Regions from separate parts of the Homo sapiens genome. Here region 1 is linked to region 2. The links are chromatin contacts, found by Hi-C or POLR2A ChIA-PET in ENCODE. All regions are on one chromosome and are shown on one strand. The core of a region is the stretch at or near the end of the contact, and the rest is flanking DNA. Distances in the headings are between cores, read along the strand shown.

Region 1 (7,072 bases), core at 2,339-4,838, 250 kb after region 2:
GTGATATTTACTTATTTGTTTTTCTCTTAGTGAATATTTAGGTTGTTCTGGGTTTTTTCTTCTTTCACATAATTCTATAATATATTCTTCTGCATATCTTATGTACACATGGGAGAATCTCTTAAGTGGAATTGATGGTTAAGTACTTCCACATCTTTACTAGATAAGTAATTACTAAATTACTATCCAAAATGGTTGCATCAATTTATACTTCCGCCCACAGTGTACATGTTGCTCTGTATCTTCTCAAATACTTTGGCAAATGGTTGTTTTTTTACCAATCTTAGAGATATAAAATGGTACCTTGCTTTGCTTTAATTTACATTTCCCCGGCTACTACTGAGATTGGCATCTTTTCATGTATTTATTGGCCTTTTAGATTTCATCTTCTGTGAATTGTCTGTTCATATCTTTTGCCTAATTTCTTATTGAGCCATTTATCTTTTTCTAATCAATATACAGTTTGGATTGTATATAAATTTGTCTATATGATTTGAATCCTATAGAATGCATATGATTCCAAATCATATACATTCTGAATAATAGTCCTTTTTTTGTTTTGTAGAGATGAGGTGTTGCTATTTGGCCCAGGCTGGTCTCAAACTCCTGGCCTTAAGCAATCCTCCCACCTCAGCCTCCCAAAGCTCTAGGATTACGGCGTGAGCCACCATGCCCAGCTTGGATACTAGTCTTTTGTTCTTTATAGGCTATATTAATTCAAGTCTTCCAAGAAGCAGAAATCAAAACAAAATTGGAAGTGCAAGACAATAATGGGGGGTAATACCTGCGCAGGATAATGGGGAAAAGAGCAGGCATGGTTGGGGAGAGTTTTCAGACCCCAGTGCAGGTCTTTATGCCTGTGAAAGGGAAGAAGAGGAAAGAGAATTGGGTGGGAAAAGCCTCCATCTGCAGGGCAGCTCTGAGAAAGTCAGCCAGGCTAATGGGGAGCCTCAGAAGAAAGTTTGCCTTTTAAAGAAGTCCCACACTGAGCAGGAATGACTCAACTCTGGTACTCCCTCCGTACTCAGACATTGGCTAGGATCGGTCAGAGCTAGCAGAGCCTCTGCTAGAACACAGTGGTGGATCCTGAAGATGAGGCAACTCCAGGCTGTCAGCCAATCACACCTCATAAGTGTGTCTCTGTTGAAAGGAGCCGAACAGCACACTCCCCTGACTGCCACATTGCAAATATCTTTTCCCAGTTTGTGTTTGTCTGTTTTTTATTTTACTTTATGGCATATTTTGAGGAAAAGAAGCTTTACCTTTTTTTGTTTGTTTGTTTGTTTGAGACAGGGTCTCTGTCACCCAGGCTGGAGTGCAGTGGCATGATTACAGATCACTGCTGCCTCAACCTCCCTGGCTCAAGCAATCCTCCCACCTCAGTCTCCTAAGAAGCTGGGACTACAGGGGCACACCACCATGCCTGATATGGTTTGGCTCTGTGTCCCCACCAAAATCTCATGTTGATTGTAATCCCCATGTGTTGGAGGAGGGGCCTGGTGGAAGGTGATTGGCTCATGGGGGTGGTTTCTAATGGTTTAGCACCATCTCCCTAGTGCTGTTTCATGATGGACTTCTCACAAGATCTGGTTGTTTAAAAGTGTGTAGCACTTCCCCCTTCTCTCTCTCTCTCTCCTGCCACCATGTGAAGATGTGCTTGCTTCCCCTTTACCTTCCATCATGATTGTAAATTTCCTAAGGCCTCCCCAGCCATACCTCCTGTACAGTCTGCAGAACTGTGTGTCAATTAAATCTCTTTTCTTTATAAATTCCCCAGTCTCAGATAGTTCTTTATAGCAGTATGAGAATGGACTAACACAATGCTCGACTATTTTTTCCTATCTTTTGTAGAGATGGGGTCTCACTAGGTTTCCTAGACTGGTCTTAAACTCCTGGGCTCAAGTGACCCTCCCACCTTGGCCTGCCAAAGTGCTGAGATTATAGGCATGAACCACCATGCCCAGCCAAAGCTTTACATTTTAATGCACATAAATTTACGAATGTTTTTCTTTAGTGCTTGTACTTATTTCTGTTTTATGATATTATTGCCTACACTGTGATCTTGGAAGTTTTTCTGTATTTTCTCCTAGAAGTCTGAAAGTTTTACTTAAAATTTTTTTCACCTAAAATTTCATATTGTTGGGTTCGTTTTCAATATGGGCTATCAAATTCCCAGTACCACTAATTGAATAATTTATTCTTTCTCTACTCATCTGCATGTCACCTCTGTCATATATCAAGTCTTCATAAGTACAGAGATCTGTTTTGCGAGTCTCTATTCTGTTCTATTGGTCTGTTTGTCTCTTTCTTGGCTAAAGCCACACAGTCTTAATTTAACAGGTCTTATAGTCTTATAGGGTGAGTCGCTCATCTTGTGTTTTTCAAAATTTCTTAACTATTTTTGGTCCTTTTTCAGAACAATGTTAGAATCATCCTGTCTAGACCCATAAAAAAAATCCTATGTGAATTTGGTTGGAGTCACAAAGAATTTATAATTTGGGAAGAATTGAAATTTATGACACCAAGGCTGGGTGCAGTGGCTCACACCTGTAATCCCAGCACTTTGGGAGGCCAAGGCAGGCAGATCACGAGATCACGAGATCGAGACTATCCTGGCTAACACAGTGAAACCCTGTCTCTATTAAAAAATACAAAAAATTAGCCGGGCGTGCCGGTGGGCACCTGTAGTCCCAGCTACTCGGGAGGCTGAGGCAGGAGAATGGCATGAATCCAGGAGGCAGAGCTTGCAGTAAGCCGAGATCATGCCACTACACTCCAGCCTGGGCAACAGAGTGAGACTCCATCTCAAAAAAAAAAAAAAAAAGAAATTTATGACACTGTATCTTCATATCATAAATACATCTTATCTATCTATTAAAGAATACCTAGGCCAGGCACAGTGGTTCACATCTGTAATCACAGCACTTTGGGAGGCCAAGGCAGGAGGATCACTTGAGGCCAGAAGTTCGAGACCAGGCTGGGCAACATAGTGAGATCCTATTTTACAAAAAAAAAAAAAAAATTAGCCAGGTGTGGTGTCATCCACCTGTAGTCCCAGTTACTTGGGAATCTGAAGCAGGAGGATTGCTTGAGTCCAAGAATTCAAGGCTGCAGTGAGCTATGATGGTGCCAACTGCACCCTAGCCTGGGCAACAGAGAGAGACCTTGTCTCTAAAAAACCCTAAGAACAAAAACAAAACAAAACAAAAAGAATACCTAAACAAGTAAAGTTTTATAATTTTCTTCATAAAGATCATGTATATATTTCTGGTACCTTATAGCTTTTGTTTCTTTTATAGGTGTTAGCTTTAAATTTTTTTATTTTCTAACTGTGGTTGGTACCTTAAAATGCAAGTTAATTTTTGTATAATGACCTTCTATCTAGTAACTTTGATGTGTTCTCCTAAATTTTATAAGGCTCTCTTTTACACATCTCTGGAAAGTTTAGATACTTCTGTACCGGAGCAAAAGTCATCAGCAAGCACTTACCCTTGGTGACAAAAGCAGTCCGAGCAAAGGACTAACTCGCAACCTCCCTTGCCTAAACGACTGCAGCTTGTTCCTAAATCTTACTATCCTATTGACACATGCAACAGCAACGCCCCCTTCTGGAGACCTGCCAACAAGACAGAAGTCTCCAGAGAGAAAGCCCTCGTGCTTGTTTAGATCAAAGATCCAGACCAAGTGGCCTCGCTTGAGGTCAGCCTTGCTGTTACAAAACAGAATGATCCCCAGGCAAAGGGCTCAGAGCCAGCTGGGTTAGATGAGGGGCTGCCTGGGTGACCTGATTAGAGGATGCTGTTTCTTGATTGGCCACATCCACTCTGTCCTTCCACTCCTACTTGAAAAGGCCTTGGGGACATCAGAAAGCAGGCCAGAAGGAGGAAGCAGCACTGCATGGAGAAAGAGTTAGCGTGAAGCCTGCCCCTTGCCCACTGAACACCCCTGCTCAGCCCGCAAGCTGTTTCCCAGCTAGGCTTCCACCCAAAACATCCATCTGGCTTGATTGCTGGGGGCAGCCGGCAGCTTCAAGAGACCTGTGAGGCCAGGAAGATGCATTCCATAGCTGTTGGCTTTGAGGTCATCCTATGTGATGCTAGAGAAAGAGAGACAGAGAGAGGAGGATGAAGAGCTGGTGCCCATTTGTTGGGCACTGGCATCTCACTGGACCCCAGCTGTCTCCATGCAATGGCCCAGAAGCAAGGTGACTTTTCCAGAGATCCCATTTCCCCTTAGAGAAAGGCCATTTCTCCATGGCCTACTTGGGTGTATAGGATAATGGCCTGATGTGAAGGGCTAGGTTTTATTTCCATATCTATCAAAGCTGAAAGCCAATGGGGCAGAGTAAAAAGTAAATGAACCTGAAGTCAGACAGATCTGAGTTCAAATCCCTAGGTGAATTCAGGCAGGGTGTAATCAACTCTTCTGAACTTTGATTTCATCCTCTGTCTAAGGGGGAAGAAAATACCTTCCTTGTAGGGTTGTTGAGATGATTAAATTGAATTAAATCATGTACATCGCAGCAGAGTGGCTGCCTGATAAAGCTGTTTTTAATCCTTAGAAGGATAATCGCTGAGTCACCTCTCTAATGGATGTGGGATACTTGCCAATCTCAACCTTTTCCCAGTGAACTAAGAAATGTGAGTTCTCCTGAAATGAGAGGCAGCCACTAAGTCCTGTGTTGTGTGCTGAGGATGGAGTTTATGTATATATGGTAACTCATTCTATTCTTACGAGAACCCTGTGAGGTGGATAGTATGGATATTATAGCCATGCTGCAAATGAAGAGACTGAGGTTCAGAAAAGCACCATGACGTCTTGAAGTCATGAGCAGGATATAGAGAGCAGAGATAAGAAGCTGTGTGTGTCCTTTCCAGAAGCCTTTGCTGTGCTGCCCAGGTCATTACCCTTCTCCTGTCTTGACAATCTAGTCCTAGACCTCAGGTAGTCCCACAGGTTTTTTGTTTTGTTTTATTCTGTTTTTAGAGACAGAGTCTCACTCTGTCGTCCAGGCTGGAGTACAGTGACACAGTCATGTCTCACTATGTTGCCCAGGCTGGTCTCTAACTCCTGGCCTCAGACACTCCTCCTGCCTCAGCCTTCCAAAGCACAGATATTACAGGCATTACTGTGCCCTGCCTTAACCCCACAGTTTTTAACTTAGCTCTGGGGCAGTCCTGATCTCTCTTTTTCAGAGGATAAATTATTTCAATTGCCAGGAGCAACAGTTCATTGACCTACATGACCCTTCCGGGCTCTAGTGTTAACAAGAATTGACTGAAAAGCTATGGTTTTTTTTCTATTCTCGCTTTTCCTAGGAACTGCCATTTTGTGTAATGTCCATGAGCTGGAAAGTACAATCAGATAACATTGAAGAGGCAAGAAAGGCTCATGGGAAGAAAAAAAGGGCAAAAGAAGCATTTTTATAGGAATCAGCAAATCAATATTTAAACAAAAAATGATTTCTCTTATTATATATTGTCTTTACTAGAATGATCTGTGCAGCTACTGGTCCCTTCATTCATTTCTAAGGTTCTGGAGGGAAAAGGTCTGTGTCTGTGTTTAATCTTCTTGTTGCTGTTTTTTGGGATTTTTGTTTGTTTGTTTTTTTGTTTTTGAGATGGAGTCTCACTCTGTCACCCCGGCTGGAGGTACAGTGGTGTGATCTTGGCTCACTGCAAGCTCCGCCTCCCGGGTTCAAGCCATTCTCTCACCTCAGCCTCCCGAGTAGCTGGTACTACAGGCGCCCACCACCATGCCTGGCTAATTTTTTGTGTTTTTAGTAGAGACGGGGTTTCACTGTGTTAACCAGGATGGTCTCGATCTCCTGACCTCGTGACCCGCCCGCCTCAGCCTCCCAAAGTGCTAGGATTACAGGCATGAGCCACCACGCCCGGCCCTGTGTTTAATCTTCTACTACACCTGGCCTGGTCTCTAGCATGTACACAAGTGACTCAAGTGGCCCATAGAAGGAAGGAATCGGTGGCCCATCCTCCAGAAATGCCTTCAACTCTGGCTTTTAGTTATGTCTGACATTCTTGCCATGAGAGTTTCCGTCTCTTGGAGGCTGTTCCTTTCCACCAAGTTAACCAGATCCCACACACTGTCCCCAGAGCAGAGCAGGACACCATGGGAAGAGGCCTTGGAAGAAGAAAGTCGAGGGAAAAGCTGACACATGGGACATGGTCAGTCCTATGAGGGACCCAAATGAGAATATGTGCTAGGACATGGAGCATGGTTCCAGCCTCCATAGGAAGGAAGAAAAATCAGGGTCCCCGAGAAGGCAGACATTGCTCACACCATCATTCTGGCAGGACTAGTTTGGTTCCATGATGCAATCTGGGCTGCAAGGCTGAGCAACTCCAAGTGGTTCCTGTGTGAATTGAGATGATGGCCTTGGTCTCATTCCTCTGGTCTCCAACAAAATTGGGATGGACTACTACAGACCTCTGGGGAGCCCAGAATGCTCTTCAGAGCAGGAGATGCCCAGAGCCTCATTCCACCAAGGCAGGTCAAGAGGCTACTGATGTATTATTTCCTATTTGTTTCACTTACTGTTTTGATCATTGACTTATTTAGTCATTCATTCATTAACATACTTATCCCTGTTTTGTTACAAAATGGATTTAAGGTGAAACTAATTTATCCAGAAGATGATTTTTTTTTTTTTTTCAAGAGACGGGGGTTTTGCCATGTTGCCCAGGCTGGTCTCAAACTTCTGAGCTCAAGCAATCCCCCCGCCTCAGCCTCTCAAAGTGCTGGGATTACGGGTGTGAGCCACCACACCTGGCCTAGAAGATAATATTTTTAAAAGTTAACTCATTTCTATCGTCAACTGCATTCAATAATTTAATTCAACAAATAATTTTTAAATGCCTAACTCTATAAACAGTGAGACATCAGTGAAAAGACAAAGATGGACCCCACCTGAATGTACCTTATAGTCTAGCTATGGACAAGTAACAGACAATTGCAATATAATTGCACACTAGTTACTTCATAATTCTAGTAATTTTTTTTTTTGAGACAGAGTCTTGCGCTGTAGCCTAGGCTGGGGTGCAGTGGCATGATT
Region 2 (7,214 bases), core at 507-3,006:
ATTTGGTGTTGGCAGTGTTTTGGATTTGGATTTTGGCCATTTTAACAGGTAAGTGGTATGGCCTTTTTTTTTTTTTTTTTTCTTTTTGAGATGGAGTATCACTCTGTTGCCCAAGCTGGAGTGCAGTGGCACAATCTTGGTTTACTGCAAGCTCCACCTCCCAGGTTCAAGCGCTTCTCCTGCCTCAGTCTCCCACGTAGCTGGGATTATAGGTGCCTACTACCATGCCTGGCTAATTTTTTGTATTTTTAGTAGAGATGGAGTTTCACCATGTTGGTCAGGTTGGTCTGGAGCTCCTGTCCTCAAGCAATCCATCCACCTCAGCCTCCCGAAGTGCTGGGATTACAGGCATGTGCCACCATGCCCGGCCTCATTCTTTTTTAATGTCATAGTTTTATGACATGGGCTGCAACATTCTTCTAGAGTCTGCACTTCATTTGATATTTGTTTTTCCTACTACTTTCCTTCTTTCTTCTTGTAACATCTTTGTATATTAAAGATCCTGTGATGGCTCCTTTTTTATTACTTTTTACAGAAACAGTTGATTTTTTTTCCTGTATCAGCTTTTTGCTTTCTTACTCATGTGATTTTCCTGTATTAGCCAACCAATTACGGTGAAAATGGTGACACAGAAGGACAGGGGGAAATGGGGCAACTCATAGTTCCTTTTCCCTTCAGTTGTTCTTTTTCCTTTCCTTTTCTTTCAAAAAAGAGAGAGGGTCTTGCTCTGTTGCCCAGGATGGAGTGCAGTGTTGCAATCATGGCTCTCAGTCTTGAACTCCTGAGATCAAGCGATCCTCCCAGCTCAGCCTCCAGGGTAGCTAAGACTACAGGCCTGCACCACCACGCCAAGCTAATTTTTAATTTTTTTGTGGAGATAGGGTCTCACTATGTTGCCCAGGGTTGTCTCAAATTCCTGGCCTCAAGTGATCCTCCCCTCTCAGCCTCCCAAAGCACTGGGATTACAGGTGTGAGCCTGTGCACCCAGCTCAGTTTTTCTTTACTCATCAGTAAGTCAAAGGTACAGACTGTTGGTAGAAAGTCCTCATACAAAAAAATGAAATGAAAACAATCTGAGCTCATTTTGTATAGCATTTCCATTGTTCTGGCAAACACAAAATATATATGAATGTACAAACTGAGAAATATAAATTGTATAATTTTAGTGATTCTGCGTAAAATTTAAATGTTCTTCTATTTACATTTAAAATTGCCATTTTATGCTAATATCATTAAATTTTAATTTTTCTTTTCTTAGAACAACAATAAATTTTAAAAACTTCATGACAAGTCGAGAGGGAAAGTACAGAGGAAAGGAAGGAATTTTATGTTTTAGTAATTTTCACATCATTTTTCCTTGATTTTCGAAGGAGGGCCTTGCATTTTCAGGCCCTGCAAATTATGCAGCCAACCTTGCATAGGAGGTTAGTGCTGGAAAGACCTTAGAGATTATCTAGCTCAATCCATTCATCAGACACAAAAGATGGACTGAGAAAGATGAAATGATATTTTGCTTAGGAAATTAAAAGGGGAGAGTAGGATGGGAAAAACTTCCTCCATCTTCAGATCTTCAGGAGTGAACGGTGGTTTCACTGAAAGACACTAAGTCCACGGGGAGCCGCACCTCTCAGATCTGTCTCTTTGCAGGTTGTCTAACGCCCACTCCCTCCCGTGTTGATCTGGGCTTCTCTCACATTAGAGGGCAGTAGAGCCAAGTACCCAGATCCTTTGCAGCTGCTGCATATTTTGGCCCCACGTCCACCATCCTGGGTTTCCCCCTGTGGGTGTCCTTCCCACACATTCAACATCCAAGCAAGGTCCTACACCACCAAGAGAGTCCCGCCAGCCCTGGGCACCTACGGGGACTTCCAGTGGACACGTATTCTATTCTTGGGAACTTTCGGTTTCTAAGAAGTCCACAAAGCCTTTAAAAGTTTGGAAAAAGAGTTGAAAAGAATCGTAAGAGGTAGGATTTAGAGGAGAACGGGGAGTCCCGATGCAACGCCCTGAGTCTTCCTCCCTTAGACAACTTTTTCCTTCCTGTGAAGACAGTATGCAAGGAAAAAAAGAGAGTGCTAGAACTGAATTGGGAACAATGTAATGTCTTTTTCTATTGCTCTGGCAAAATCCTTGCTGAGAAACTGAGAAGTGTTGATTCTGAAAGCTTTTTTAGAAATTCTTTCCAAGGCAACTTAATTCAACAACACATTTAACAAGAGTCTTTTGTCAGACATCCTGTCCTCTGATATTTTAGAAAACACCACACACACACACACACACACACACGTGCACATGCATGTATGCACACACACTTTATTTTCACTTTTCTTCCCATCCAGCCCAAGGCATGCCCAGAGCACAGCAAAGCAACGCTTGGAGCTTTGAAAGGACACCATGTCCTTTCAAAACATGATTTTGAATTCCATCCTGCCTTCTCTCCACCTACATTAAAACTCTTGAAGGACATTTTCTTCTAATACTGTCTTTTTTGGGACTTCTTCATGTTGCCTGCAAATTATCTCTTTTCGAATCACAGCGTTTTGGGCACAGACCATCACTGCCCACGGAGTGATGAAGCAGACCGGGGCTGTGGTTACAGAGTCAGAAAGAAGGGTCTCCTGCCCCAGGGACCACCACACCCTCTCCCAGCATTCAAGCTGCCCAAGCTTTCTCAGAAAACATCTTTCCAGGCCATCACCAGCAGCGGGTTTTACCAAAAACGTCCCACTCTCTGGCTTCCTTGCTGATCTGTGGGCCTTGCTGGATCCACCCGCTCACGCACGGCCCTCCCCACAGACCTCTGCCTCGGCTGGATTCTTCCCTTCCACTGGCTCTTATGTGCTGGACTTCTGGATTCTCATTTGCTTCCTGAATTTTGTCGCCAGGACTCAGAATTCAGTCCTCCTGTCCAGTTCTGCTCTTGCGAGAGCCAACTCACATGCAAGCCCTCAAATCCTTCCTCATTGCTCTGAGGCTGGTTCTGGAGCACTTCGGCAGGGCCTGTATTCTAGCATAGTATCATAGTGCTTGCCTCCCCCACTAAAATGAAAATCAGGGACAATGACTCTTTCTCCAGGCCTCCTCTTCTACCCAAATACCTGGTGCTGGACTGGTATGCCGGCACACATTAGATGCTCAGTAAATAATTGCTGTCTAAAACAGATGTTCTCCACTGCAAGCACAACATTCCTTGTTAACATATCTGCACAAAAACCCAGAAAACAAATGTGGTTGTAACTTTGATTTCAGTTTGACAAACGTCTTTCAGTTGTGTTTCCAGAACGCCTCTTCCATCAACTTCAAAAGGCTGTGAACCGGGAGGCTGTCACACACGTAAGATCCAAAAAGCCACGTGGACTGCTCTGCCCAGCTGCAGGGCACTAGGGGCTGTTGTTGAGCTCTGAACAGATCCTGGGATTATTTATAATTGAAAATCAGACTCTGAGAGCCTTTAGAGTCATGAAGGAACTCATTATTCTCCTTCCCCACGTGCTTCTCCTCTGTTTTTCCCACCTCTGCCTCTGACCTGACATCTGACCACACTCACAGCAGGCTCTTCAGATCCCCTAGGCCTCAGAGCACCTGTGCTTGGCAAACAGCTGCTTTCCTGCTGGACTGAGACCCGCAGACCACCTGCATGCCCACACATACCCTTCTGACTGCAATGGAGCATCAAAGACTGAGAGCGAGGACCGGGTGGCCAGCTGAGGCGGAAACTCCGCCAGAGCTGACTTATTCCCAGGCTTATCTCAGCAGGGGCCTGCAGAAGTGGGGACACGGAATTGAGGCCACTGTGAGTTTTCGGTGTAAGCTTAGTCCCATTTCCAATCCACATGATCACCTCCCTGCCCCCTCCCCCTCCACATTCTTGGCCTGAGCCAGTCCCTCCCGTGAACACAGCAAAGGCCAGGTGACCAAGAAAGTGGAATAATAAAGGATTTTAGACTGGGGGAGGCAACTAATGGTCTTCTAAGCCAGTGAATAAAAAACTGTTTTAGCTGCCCAACCCTTTCTTCAAAAGAACCTTATTGGAAAGTCAAACAGGCAAAACCTATAAAAACCCAGAAAGAACAATCCACACTTCTGCTCTCTGGTTTTGCTTCTATCTGGCCATGATGTTTTCATCATTTTACTCTTCTGCCTTAGCTCCCTTTCATTCCTGACAAGCAGAGGCCTCTGACATCTCTGAGCCCAAACATGGGTACAGCAGTGCCTCTGAAGCCAGCAGTGCCAGACCAGCAGCAGAACTTCTCTTGCCCATCTGGGAATGGTGTTTACTGAAAACCAGAGAAAACAGGCACATTGATGAGTCCATCAGTTAGATTATTCTTTCTTGAGAGTGGCTGAAACCTGTATGAGTTTGTTCTCACATTGCTATAAAGAAATACCTGAGACTGGGCAATTTATAAAGAAAAGAGGTTTAATGGGCTTATGGTTCTGCAGGCTGTACAGAAAGCATGGTAGCATCTGCTTCCAGGGAGGCGTCAGGAAGCTTCCAATCATGGCAGAAGGTGAAAGGGGAGTAGGCATCTCACATGACAGGAGCAGAAGCAAGAGAAGGACGTGGGGGAGGAGCCACCCACTTTTAAACAGCCAGATCTCACGAGAACTCACTCACCATCATGAGAACAGCACCAAGGGGATGGTGACAAACCATTCGTGAGACATCTGCCCCCATGATCCAATTACCTCCCACCAGGCCCCACCTCCAGCACGGGAATTACAGCTCAACATGAGATGTAGTGAAGACACGGATCCAAACCATATCAAAGCCCAATACAAATAAGTTTAATTAAAATGGGGCTTTATTGGAAGGATAGTGGAACATCCACACACATACCTGGGCTCCCAGTAACTAGAATCCAGCCTCAGTGCCATGATGATCCCTCTTTCTCTGTCTCTCCTCTCTCATTCTCTCCAGTAGAGATGAGTTTTCTCTGTGTGACCACAAACATAGCCTCTGGGAGCTCTAGATTCCCATCCCTCCAGATTCCCATCCCTCCAGACTCCCTGAGCCAAAAAGCCCTCACCACCAACTTCTTTTAAAACAATCCTAGGAAAGCCTCTGATTGGTCCAGATTCCGCCATGTGCCCATCCCTGAACCAATCACTGTAGCCAGAGGGATGGACACATGTTCTCCCCATGGCCAGGATGCAGAGTTCTGGGATTGGCAGCTCCTTCCGGGCCATCAGCAAGGACACCGGGAGGAAGTAGTTCCGTGAAGAAAGAAGGGCTTCTGTTAGATTGATGGCAAACAGCACAGGTTCTTAATATTTTGATAGAGACTCTCTTGGAAACTCCTATAGCCGAAAAGATGCCTTAACCAAAAAGATTGTACCTTTGACTTCAGAATCAAAGTAACTGTAACTGAATTCCATAACTAAGAATTTAGTCCTCCTGTCCAGTTCTCTCTATTGCTCTTGCAAGAACCAGCTCAAATGCAACCCCTCAAGGCCTTTGTCATTGTTCTGAGGCCTGTTCTGGAGCATTTGAGCAGTGCCTATATTCTAAAATAGTATCTGATCTAATTAATGTTTGCCTCCTCCACTAAACTCTAACACAGGAACAATGAGTCCAGCTCCAAGCATTAGAGGCTGGGGCAACAGAGCCCTGCAGAGCTCCTCAGGCCACGCGCAGAGGGAGCCCCCACACTCCTTCCCTACACACCAGAATTAAAAACCAAACATTAGCTGGGAGTGCATGTGTTGCTTTTCTTTTGAGACTGGATTCAACTTGAAAGGACTCTTCATCTTATCTTGTGCAAGTGAGCAAGGGGAAGAGTGTTGGTTCTGTGGTGCAATAAATAACTTCTCATTATGAGAAATGCGATGCCCCTCTCCACCTAGCCATTTGGAAACCATAATCTGACATTACAGAAGCTTTTCTTGTGAGACCAGAGATATCTGAACCACTTCTCTTTTCAAGCAACTTCAGCAGGCTTTCCATGCTATTAGTGGAACAAGTCCAAGCTATCTTTGATTTGTGGTCGCTTGATTGGGTCCTGAAAGGACAGGCTCTGCTTTGTGAGGAGGGATAATTGCTTGGGAATCCTGCAGAGTAATTTAATTCCTGTGCAGTTAGAGGGACCACAAATTTGGAGAAACTTAACTCCTCTGGAGAGATGACAATATATGTGAAGGTTCCTCTCCACCATATGGGCCCTTCCTTTCCTCTGACAGCTCACTTCAGCCCTTTCTGCCTCATAAATTTTCCTGACACTGGGAATGTTTTCCTAGAAAAGAGGAGGTTCTTCTCAGATCCTGCCACACAAAGCCTGAGGCCACTTAGAAAATGATCCAGCTGCACAGCCTAACAGGTCAAACCACCATATCCTTAGGCACAATGTCATCACCTAACTCTGTGAATTTCAAACTCACTCCAGCAACCCATAGGGCAGTCAGAGTGGGAGGGTAGTAGTGTGTGAGGCCAAGAAATTGACCATCCTTTACTGATAGGAAGGGAGAGACCAAAGCTGCCTGAACCTGAGGGCCCACAGGCCCATTATAAGAGTCTTTGGTACCATTTGAACCAAAAGAGTTGATAGATCACTGCTATGGATATTCACAGGTTGAAGGAAAGATACCAATGAGATCGCACTTGTTTTGACGTTGGAAACCTAGCTTCATTTTCAGAACCATAACAACCAAAGGTTATCTCAGGCTAGGAAGGGACTTTTTCTTCTCAATAAACTTTCTGTTTTGGAATAATTTGAGAAGTACAGAAAAGTTGCAAATATAGTACAGAGAGTTCCCATATGCCTTTGACCCAGTTCCCACTAGTGTTAACATCTTTCATTACTATGCTACATTTGTCAAAACTAAGAAATGAACATTGGTACAGTACCATCAATTAAACTGCAGACGTGATTCAGATTTCATCAATTTTTCCACTAATGTTCCAGGATCTCATCCAGGATCCCACATTGAATTTAGTCAACATGTCTCTTTCATTTCCTCTGAGCTGTGATAGTTTTTTAGTTTTTCCTCATTTATCATGACCTTCACAATTTTGAAGGATACTAGTCAGATATTTTGTAGAATGTCCCTCAATTTGGGTTTGTCTCATGTTGTCTCCTGGTTAGACTAGGGTTATAGGGTTTGAGGAAGAAAAGCCAAAGGTGAAGTGCCTGGAAGAGATTTTTTAAAAGAAGAACAGGTAGATCAGAACTTACAAACTGACTTATCTTCAAGCCAAATCCTGTTTTGTTTGTTTC

Evidence for each region. Hi-C counts contacts between places; a loop is a spot of excess contacts on that map. ChIA-PET counts read pairs that join two places held with the same protein, here RNA polymerase II (POLR2A). Pooled maps may share reads with other maps.
Region 1: a pooled map shows a loop between it and region 2 (2.7-fold over the local background). The contact joins two enhancer-like sites. A Hi-C loop is called at or near these places in 1 of 168 maps with a recorded cell type or tissue (OCI-LY7), 7 of 37 single-sample maps with no recorded cell type and 10 of 50 pooled maps. POLR2A ChIA-PET finds 5 or more read pairs at or near these places in 1 of 52 experiments (WTC11).

Annotation. Positions count from the first base shown.
Region 1 is chr2:38,504,928-38,511,999 of GRCh38, forward strand. All of the region lies in intron 1 of LINC02613 (long intergenic non-protein coding RNA 2613), which reads right to left. Among named protein-coding and RNA genes, the nearest start is that of LINC02613, 7.3 kb to the right of the region's middle. Within about 2 kb of position 3,589, at least 15 of the 41 ENCODE cell types and tissues checked have a DNase peak (open chromatin) inside an H3K27ac peak, as active enhancers do.
Region 2 is chr2:38,258,880-38,266,093 of GRCh38, forward strand. No RefSeq gene overlaps it. Among named protein-coding and RNA genes, the nearest start is that of ATL2, 110 kb to the right of the region's middle. Within about 2 kb of position 1,757, at least 3 of the 41 ENCODE cell types and tissues checked have a DNase peak (open chromatin) inside an H3K27ac peak, as active enhancers do.